2 separate regions of the Homo sapiens genome follow, and region 2 is linked to region 1. The links are chromatin loops, found by intact Hi-C in ENCODE. Cell type or tissue: adrenal gland. All regions are shown on one strand. Links, peaks and the distances in the headings refer to the core of each region. The heading gives the core; the rest is flanking DNA. Region 1 has its middle 16 kb from the start of GCOM1. Region 2 has its middle 150 kb from the start of POLR2M.

The links. Peaks named below come from ENCODE experiments on the same cell type or tissue, not always from the same donor. Only the 100,000 strongest peaks of a DNase experiment are listed, where the experiment ranks them.
Region 2: it touches region 1 in a loop (5-fold over the local background); 40 of 110 quality-filtered maps call a loop at or near these places.

What each region holds. Positions count from the first base shown.
Region 1 is chr15:57,572,733-57,578,117 of GRCh38, forward strand. No RefSeq gene overlaps it. Among named protein-coding and RNA genes, the nearest start is that of GCOM1, 16 kb to the right of the region's middle. In adrenal gland, for the core only: no CTCF peak of the experiment used is centred there; no DNase peak of the experiment used is centred there.
Region 2 is chr15:57,858,049-57,863,433 of GRCh38, forward strand. No RefSeq gene overlaps it. Among named protein-coding and RNA genes, the nearest start is that of POLR2M, 150 kb to the left of the region's middle. In adrenal gland, for the core only: CTCF peaks have their summits at 3,199 (motif pointing left) and 3,398; no DNase peak of the experiment used is centred there.

The DNA.
Region 1 (5,385 bases), core at 216-5,215:
GTCCATTTTCTGAGTCTCTAAATTTCAATTCTTGAATATCCACATCCCTCTTAAAGACTGTTTCTGGGCCAGGTGTGGCGGCTCACACCTGTAACCCCAGCACTTTGGGAGGCCAAGGGAGGCAGATCGCTTGAGCTCAGGAGTTTGAGACCAGCCTGGGCAACATGGTGAAACCCCATCTCTTCAAAGCATACAAAAATTAGTCAGGTGTGGTGATGTGTGCCTGTAGTCCCAGCTACTTGGGAGTCTGAGGCAGAAGGATCATCTGAGCCTGAGGTGGTTGAGGCTGCAGTGAGCCGTGATTGAGCCACTGCACTCCTGCCTGGGCGACAGAGTGAGACCCCATCTCAAAACAAACAAACAAAAACACAACAAAAAAAGACTGTTTCTGTGCTGCACTCAGATGTGAACACCGTAATAGATGCATATGCAGAAGTGAATTGCAGTTGTATGATCCCCTTAGAGCATTCAGGATCTGAATGATGGGAGCTCGCTGCTTAAGACCTTTTGATTTCCCTGAAAAAGATGCCATTCCGGGGCTGTTTTGTCTGCACCATGCAGGCTGCAATTCCCTTGCTGGCTGGCTCCTCTTGGTGAGGTTCTCCTGCAGGCAGTCTGGTCTAGAATTGAATTACACTAGATGTTATCTTATACTTTAACTAAGTGGCTGAAGCGTCCTTTCTTTGCTTCCTCCTTCACTCCTTTTCTCCTTTCATCTTGTCCTTCCTTCAGTCAACACATTTGAGCACCTACTACTTCGTAGGCACAGGGAAGGAGATGTGTGGGGAGAAACCTGAGAAAATAAAAGGTGATTAATATTGTCCTTACCCACAACTAAGTGAGGAAGCTGGCTATCCAATCAGCTTTCCAATGAAAGCGAGGACAGAAGGAAGTAGGAGCTTAACGGTGAAGCCTGGGATGCAGTAACAGGGGTGGGAATGCAGAAGGAGCATGTGTTCCAACTGGGGATCAGAGAAGACTTGATGGGCAGCTTGGGACTCACAGGAAGAGAGCCAGGGCTCTGAATGTGGAGTAGACAGGACAGAGGCCCACAGAGGCCTTAGGTCCTCCATGGCAGGACCCCAGTAAACTTGTAATACGACTGAACAAAATCCTCAGAAATGCTGATGGGATGTGGGGACAAACTGGGGTGGCCCTACTGCCATCTAGAAGAGGAAGCAGAAATAAGGCCGCAGGCTTCTGCTCAACTGGAGCCCACTCCTGGGCCTCTGAGTGAGGCCCAGCTGTTAGGGTCAATTGGCTGCAATCATCCAAAACTCACTGAGATGACCTCAAGTGGCAGAAAGAACTTGTTCTATGGTTGGAGGGATGTCTCACAGAGCCCACGAACAGGGAATTTGAATCAGGGATGGGGACATTGCAGGAACCCTGCAAGTTCTTTCTCCCCATTGCTTCCTCTGCTTCCCCTGCCTGTGTCAGGTTCTTCCTCTGAATCCCAGTCTGCATGGTAGAAAATAGCCTCTGAGTTTGTACGTGGATAGAGCAGCTAGACAGGGACTTGGGGAAGGGATAAGATATACCTAGTTTGAGTGCCAAGTTCTGGAAGGTCGGAGGGGAGGCCCCAGTGGGAAACACATGCTTCTTATGGAGCCAGAATTCATCTAATTGAGTTGGAGTTTGCGAAACCCCTTCTCTGCAAAAAAATACAAAAGTTAGCTAGGTGTGATGCTATATGCCTGTAGTCCCAGCTACTTGGGAGGCTGAGGCAAGAGAATCCCCTGAGCCCAGGGAGGTTGAGGCTGCAGTGAGTCGTGATTGAGCCACTGAACTCCATCCTGGGCAACAGAGCGAGTAGCCCTGAAGTCTGTCATCTTGGCCCTGATGTCTTCTTTGAGCGAGTTTATCTTGTGCTATGATGTTCCCGTGAACTCCAGGCCACATCAATAGGCCCCTCCACCTTGGGTGGGGGGCTGGCCTGGGTAAGCTTTAAGGATATCTTCAGAGAAGTCATTTACTTGTGTTGGAACAAAAATAGTTCTTGCATAGCAGCAGGGACAGAACTGACTTGGAGGTCGGAACAGGGTCCCAGTTCCCCCTTGGGGGTCCCAATTCCAGTTCCTCTTCTTATTAGCTTTGTAACCACTACCACCCTGCAGCTATTGAGTGCTCACATTGTAGCCAGTACACATTGAAATGACCTGAGTGTAAAATACACGATGAATTTTGAAGATTTAGTACAAGAAAATGTAAAATATCTCATTACTATTTTACTAGTAACATAATATTAATGTTAAATGATAATATTTCAATATATTGGGTTAAATAAAATATATGAGTAAAATCAAGTTTACCTGTTTCCTTTTATTGTCAATAAATATGGCTATTAGAAAGATTAAAATTACAAAAATGGCTCACGTTCTTTTGGTTTTCCCCTCTAGACTCTAAACCTAACAGATTGCCTTTATTGAAAAGAACAAAATCACACAGTCTTGGCACAACTTTAGAAATTTGGGGAAAGATGCGTATGAAATCTCAATATCTTAGCCTCTGTTTAATGTTAATTACCACATTGTCCTTCAGGGATGCAAATCCTGGCCCAACCTATAGCTGCCCCTCCCTCTGCTCTGCCTGCTGGCAAGACGGCCCAGGCCATGGGGGACAAGATGAGGACAATGATTCCTGACACAAGGCTCTATGCACCCTTTGGGCCTGGTGATGTTCTCATGGGGACCTGCAGGCCATTCCGCTACTCTGAAAAGCTTGACGGAAAGAAAATGTACAGCTTCCCAAGCACTGCTGCCTTGGCTGATGGGATCATTGCTTCTTGGCTTGGGGCCAACAGCAATCCAGCCAGGCAAGGTTGGTGGTCTCAGCTCGTTAGAAGCTCTAATTGGCAATTGTTAATCTCCTTGATTAATAGAAATGTTGAAAACAAATTAATTACTCATTAAAATGTAATTGGATAGACAAAAACTTTCCAAATGTGCTATTCATAGCGAGTGTGACTGAAAGATGTCCTTGGCAATGGAGAGTTTGGGAACCACTGACAGAAGCAATTGTATTCGTCAGGGTCCTGGTTCTTGCATGTTCCGTCTCCACATTTGGTTGGTAGGTGATGGAGTTCCCCTTCACTTTCCTCCAGGGATGTGTCCTCGACATGTCCATCCCCTTGAAATTCATAGAATTTTGAGATTTGGAAGACTTCCATCATGTCGCCACTGGGGATGATGAGCAACCTGTCATGGCTGTCACAGCCCTGTGACCAAACCCCTCGCCCTTTGTTCAGCCCCACTTCCTCCTCAGCTTGGAAGGCACCATGCTTCAAACTATCCCATCTCTGAGAACTCACAGTCAGAGCGGCAACCACTAATTCCTCAGGTTATGTGCAGCTCTGCAAGCCATTGCTCCACTCTCAGAACCAGTTCTTTACCCTTCCTGAGACTACAGGTGCCTGGGCCCCTCCTGGTGCATTAACATATCACCCTCCACTCAAGCCGCTGGCTCCAGCTCCCACGCTCAGGGAGGCAACATTGACTTTATGAGAGCATCTACCTTATTGGAAGGATGTGATAGAATATATATGTATATATGTACATAGACATGTGTAACATAAAATGAGAGAATGTGGACAAAGCTTTCTATAGTGTCTGGTCTGTAGATGCTCTCAGCAACTGTTAACTCTTGTTGCTTATTACTGACTTGTTCTTTTCATGTGCTGTTTTCCCCTCAACCATTGAGACTGCTCAGAGAAAGTAAGAAAATCAGACTGATTGGCTCCGCTACAAAGTCATGATACTTACTCCCCTGCCGGACTCCCCATGGTCTGGCAATCACTGTGTGTGTGTGTGTGTGTGTGTGTGTGTAAAAGTTTTATCCACAAATATGTGTATCGCTATAATTCACGTACCATACAATTCACCCATTTAAAGTGTACAAACCAATGGTTTTTAGAATATTTACAGAATTGTGCAACCATTACCACAATCAATTTTAGAACATATTCATGATTCTAAAAAGAAATTCCATACTCTTTAGGAGTCCTTCCAGACCTGGGCAATCACTAATATACTTTTTTTTTCCTCTTTGGATGTGCCTATTACAGACATTTCATACAAACGAAACCATGCAAGATATAGTCTTTGTGACTGGCTTTTCTTCAGTTAGCATAATGTTTTCAAGGTTCACCCATCTTGTAGAATGTATCAGTACTCAATTCCCTTTCATGACTAAATAACATGCTGTTTGTGAACATACTACATACTGCTTCTTCATTTATAAGTTGATGGGCATTTGGGTTGTTTGCTCTTTTTGACCGTTGTGAATAATGCTGCTATGAGAATTTGTGTACAAATTTCTGAGTGGACTTATATATATATATCTTTGGTATGTATCTTTTGGATATATACTTGACAGTAAAATTGTTGGACCTATGTTAAGTCTATATGTAACCATCTGAGGAACTGCTAGACTGTTTTCCAAAGTGATCAGTCAGTTTTCCATTCCCACCAGCGCAAATGAGGGTTCTGATTTCTCCATATCTCACCAACACTTGTTATTATCTTTCTAATTATAGCCACTCATGTATGTGAAGTAGTGTCTTATTGTAATTTTGATTTGCATATCCCTGATGGCTAATAATGTTGATCGGCTTGGCAATCATTTTATTCATCATTTTCTTATTATCTCTTGGATTCCTATTGTGATTATTACAAACCTTTTCCAGACTCCAGAAGGTCCCAATCCCTCCTATCCTCTTATCTCCAGAAATTACATCTCCCCTGCTATTCTGAAACATCTTCATGAATTCATTGATTATTCAACAAATATTTATGGAGTCTTTATGGCACATTTTCATGCCTGGGTTATAAACTGGATAGGTCATGTTCTTTACCGTCACCCCTCATTCGTTCATAGTTGGTGGTGCCACTTACAGTCTTGTCTTATTGGACTTTTCTGCTTAAAATGTTTCAGTGGCTTCCTAGCGCTTTCAGGATAAAATGTAATGGCAAAATTCATGGCAACCATAAGAACTATGAGTGTGGGGCTAGCCCAACCCCGTCCATGCCATCCTGTCTGTCTCACATTCTCTACTACCCTCTTAGGTCCACAAACACATAATTCTTTCATGCAACCCTGCCTTTCTTCCCCACTGCCCCGCTCCCACCTGCAAGCTTCTCCAGGGCAATGGTGAGTCTTATGCATCCTTGTATTTCCTACAACCCTGGGACAATACTGGGCACATTGAAAGTACTCAATAACTGGATGTCCATTGAGTTAGTAAACGAAGAGATGGCCAAGTAAATAAATGAAGGAAGGAAGGAAGGAAGCTATGCAATTCTGCAAAGTAGTGCAATTTATTTCCCTGACTCCTTCTCCTGTTCCTCTTCCTGAAATAGAATAATCAGATCTTCCCTAATAGGCCAG
Region 2 (5,385 bases), core at 74-5,073, 290 kb after region 1:
TTCTCCTTCTCTGGTGCAGTCTCCCCACAGCTGTTTTCATTGCCCCTCCTTCCTCCTACCCAAGATGTTCTGCCAAACATGCACCTCCTCCAAGTGACAACAGCCCTCTGACCAAATAGAAATTGCTACCCCACTAACAAATTAGAGATGTCCTCAGGCCCAAAGTTTCCCCAAGATTTTAGACTCCTCTGCCCAAGAACTTTGGGACAGTTTTCCATACCTTAGACAACTGTTGGTGTCAGTGGCAACTATTAACTCCTTCTTTAGAGGCAACTAATTAAGATCCAAGATCAGGAATATGTTTCCTTTGTTTTCTACCTGACCAAAGGCTCCTCTCTTCTGGGGCAACCCCCAGGATTGGAGTAGCCTTTGTATTTTTTACTGTGTAGGGGAAAAATTTACAAATGTCTATCAATCAATCCTAGTTTTCTAGTTATTTAGGCAGCTACTCAATGTTCATAATCATTTCTACCCAGGTATCTGTGGCAGCCTCTCATTTTGCGGCAGATGTGACAGTCATATGTGATCTAGGGTTTGGGATGATTTTACCTTGAGAAATGCCCTAGGAGTCTATGATAGTCTTCAACAAGGAGGAAATATTGTGTATTATTCACGGTTTTACTGTTATTTAATCACAGAGGAACTATATGTTTGGCTATAAGCTATGTCTTAGAACTGGGTTAATGATCCCAAGCAGAATGTCTGTCACACAGGTCATCAGTCAATGTTTGCAGAATAAGCCAGCTAGGGTTTTATTTAAAAAAAAAAAAATCAACATGCCAAAGGGTTAGCTGGCACAGATGAGAATCTATATTCTGGGTAATATTCTCTAGTAGTAAAAAAAGATAAGGAAAGGTAAAGACCAAATTATTTGACATAAATGCTTTTAATGGGATAGGAAGAAAAGAAAAAAGTAAAACTAGTTGAGGTGAGCGAGTGTAGAACCTTGGATTTCTAATTCAAGATGAGTTTTTTTTTCCCCCAAAAACTGCTCTGAAGTGACAGAAAAAATAAAGTATAAATAGTGCTTGAAGACAGAAATTAGTACCATCAGATACTGAATTTTTAGGCAATAATGAAGATGGAATAATGTTAATGGCAGGGAAAAAAAAAACCCAACAGTGTCTTAAAGCAGTTACAGGAGAAAGCTCCTGTACAGGTAAGGTTGGCTTTTCCCAGCCTAGAGAAACAAACACAGAGTCAGCAGTTACACAGATCAGCAACAGGAGTGGCATGACCTGAAGGCAGAAGGCTTCTAGTAACAAACTACTCATACCCTGCCTTCACCCAACACTCTCCTTACTCTCCCATCCTTTAGAGTGTTTGGCTGAGCCTTTGGAGAAAAACAGCTTTTTCTACAAGAATCTTTGTGTGCCTGCCCAGTGAGGAGCGAAGGTGTGCTTCCTAGTGTGGGCACAGCAGTAGAGGTAACGCCAGATACAGGAGCAGAGCCAGGGTGAGTCAAGAGGAGTGTGTAATAAAGAAAGAATTAGTGATTTGAGATGATGTGAGAACTCCAAGGATTAAAGGGAAACTCCTAAACACTTTCAGAAAGAAGGTGTTTTAAAAGTGAAAGAAAAGCTAAAAGAAGAAAAGAAAAAGAAAAAAAAAGCAAAACATGCAAAAAATTTAAAAGGCTCAAAATCAGCCATATAAAGACACGGGTCATATTGACCACAATGCGCTAAAAGCAGAAATGAGTAAGATAAAAATTGTAAAATAAAAATATTTTACAATTACTATGGCCTATTTGATAAGCCCAGGAGGAATAGCTCAACTGCTTAGCAATCATCATGGGAAAGGCTCAACCAGTCAGAACAGACTGTCCACCCCAGCAGAATGGGTACCCAGAAATCTGTGCTGATGCAAACCTGCTAGGGGCAAACCTGTTGAACATCAAACCTAGATTGGTTCCAAGAGGCCTTGGTTCCATGTTGGTGGAGCAGCTGAATACTACTTGGTTTGAGGCACAGTTTCTTGGAAGACTGTTGCAGTCTCAGAGCTTCAAATTTTACGAATTTCCCAACTAACATCCTTTATCTGGTTCAATCCATGATCTGACATTGCAGTTAGTTGTCATGCATCCTTAATCTCCTCTAATGTGTTAACAGTTCCTCAGTCTTTCGTGTTACTTTGAAAAATACCGTTCGGTTATTTTTCACAGTCTTCCTCAATTTGGATTACTCATATGATTTAGGCTGAGGTTATGTATATTTGGCAAAATACCATGGAAGTGTTGCTGGGTCCTTCTCAGTGTATCATATCAGGAGGCACATAATGTTAGTGTGCCTTGCAACTGGTGATGTTAAGTGATTACTTGGTTAAGGTAGCATCCACTTTTTTCCACTATGAAGCTACTGTTTTTCCTTTATAAGTAATAAGTGTCTTACAGGAAGATCTTTTGAAACTGTGCCAGTGTCCTACTTTTTAATCAAACTCTCACCCACTAATTTTAGCAACCACTGATAGTTCTTGCTAACAATAACTATTACTGTTGTGTTTGTCTAGAAGTGATTTTCCATTTCCATTATCTCTTCTGCATTTATTCATTGGAATTACACTGTCAGAAGAGCTGTTTCTTCTCCCTTCTCTACTTATTCAATTATTTATTTGTATCAGTTGGATTCATGGTTATTTTATTTTATTACTGTTATGTATTTTGTTGCTCAGATTGTTCCAGCTTTGGTCATTGGGAGTTCCTTCAAGTTGGTTCCTGTGTTCTTCTGACATGTAGACATCATTTTTTTTGAAGCATTTACATTATTTTTCAAGCTTATCTTACGTTGTACCTGACCCAGCTCTGGAATCAACCACTTCTCCAGTGAGTTCTGGCTTATTTTATTGGAGAATGGTATTTAGAAACCAAGATCTGGGTGCTAGGTGTGCTTGTTGCTATTGGGTTGTCATTACTTCTAGGTCTTCTCAGTGGATGGAGTTAGAAAAGGTATGTATGTATACTCACATATATACATGCACATTTTTATACATTTTCTTTTGAGTTAAGAGATACATTTTCTGTCTTCTTCTGAGCCATTTTTAAAAGAGACACAGACCACGGACCATCAGCTTACTTTTATTTCGATATATTTACTTATTGCTTTAGTAGGTATCACAGTATAAGAATTTTGTCTAATGGCTCAAGCTCTTGAGAAAAAGAAAATGAAAAAGGCTTTGCGCCCTCTTGTGGTCAAACTGAGTAACTGGTATTTCATGGCATTGGAACAAGAGTTGAACGTATGAATGAGATAGAGTGGCATTGACCTATAGCGTAAAATATATAATCTGATAGAGTTAGCTTGTGACTATCCTGTAGCATGAATGAACCTAAAGGGAGTAATTTATAGCCAATGTTTTTCTGAGTTACCCGAGATCATAATATAACCAACATTTTACCAAAGGTGTTCAGATAGATCTTCCCATTGGATCCTCACAGCAATCTTGCAAGGCAGATTTTTATTATCCCTAGTTTACAAATAAGGAACCAGTTTCAAAGAAGCTAAATAATTTTCATAAGTCAATTTTGTAACTTGTTTGGAACTACAGCTGGAACTTGAACTTGTGTGGTAAGAAGGAGTTGGTCTGACTTGTCATTGTTAACCCTCTGCTTTTTCTGCTGAAGAACTTTAAAATACGTTAAACATTTCATTACAATGGAAGAAAATTATCAAACCTTAAACCCAGAAAATCAGAATCATAATTTAAAAAGGAAAGGAAGGAAGGAAAGAAAGAAAAACAAGTCTCCTACAATTTGGCTCTTGAAAACATTTTTAGAAGTTCATAAAAATGAGAAAAAGACAATCCTATCATTGAAGTTTTTTGTTTTATCAAGTTAACACCTAGTTAAAACAGGTAATGGAAGCCATATAAATACAAAATCCAGACTCTCAATAAACTTCCTACACCAGATGTGGACTGAGATACACTCCATTCTGGGAAGTTGGCCACCATAAACCTCTGACAGCCATAGATGAGTCATCTAACCATCTCATTCCATGTGATCACAGGTCTTTGTAGTGTTACTCGTGCTTGGGCTGAATAGAAATATCACCATAAATCTCCTAACTAAAAGGATGCAGTTTCTCATTTTCATTTAGACAGATTTGAAAATAGGGATGAGATTGATCAATACACTCATCTTTCTGCAATCATCTGAGAGGCCAAAATGGCCTTGAGGATGATATATGGCATGCACAATGTGAATCTCTAAAAGCTTTTGGTCTCTCAAGGTTATTACGAAGACAACCATGGGAAGTAATAAAGCTGTGTCGTTTATTTAAAGTGAGGGCCCTAATCTTTTTTCTACTGGTACTTCCCGCTTTTCTATTTTAAAAGCGCTGACTGGACAATATGAAAGAAAAGAAAGGTGCCAATTTTAAACCCTCAGGAAGTCCATTTGGTGAATGGATTCTAGAAAGGTAAAATCAAATGTTTCACAAATAAAAGTTGGTGTTGGGTTAACTTTCAAATTGATGCCAGACTTAAGCTTTGGAGGTGTGTCATTTTTATCCAAATAACAATGCAGAAACGACACAAAGATTCCCATCCCTGCCCATGGCAGTAGACAGAATTCCAAGTGGAGTTGCATTACTTGGACCTGAGAGGGTTGGTGGTTTGAATGAAGTTCAGTGGAACCATTTCTATCTGATGAAGTGTGAAATATAATTGCTAAATATGGTTTTGAAAATCAAAATGGGCGAAATATGCTGTGAAAGAGAATTTCCAAGACAAGCTGGGAATATAAACAAGCAAAAATAAAACCAGTGAAAACATAAGCAGCAGAGAGTCTTCAAGGTCAAGGCTGTTAAGGGAACCCACAGGTTCTGTAACATTCTTGTCATTGTCTTTTCCTCCGCATCCTCAGCTGGCCAACGAGGAGACCAAGAGCAGGCTCGTGTCGTCATCTGGCTAGTGTCTAGACATGAGCATGAATGCTCTCCTCCCACACACAGGTGCTGCCATGTGATGTCTGCACGCCACATGGCACATCCCAAGGAAGGTCATGCTGGGAAGGGACTGGGTGTGTCCTGAGTTCTGGTCCATTGCGTCCAGAGGCACAATCTCCAGAGTGACACAGGGAATGAAGGAATCTTCATTTCCAGCCAGTTTTATGCAGCAGGAAACACAATGACCGTGACAATCCCTTCCTGTCCCATGGAAGCCTGGGGGAACATAGGAGAAGCATCTGCACTGCACACCCATCTGGAGCCTGCAGACCAGGTCCTGGAGACGTTATGTTCTGTGATTAAACCATCTGGAAAGCAACATGGTAGGATGAGAAGGGCCACTCCAGGGTAACCCACCTTATGACTTGTAATCATGTTGAGCCCTGTGGACCTTGCTCACCTGGCTGCCGCCTTGCTCACCATCCTGCAAGCACCAATACTC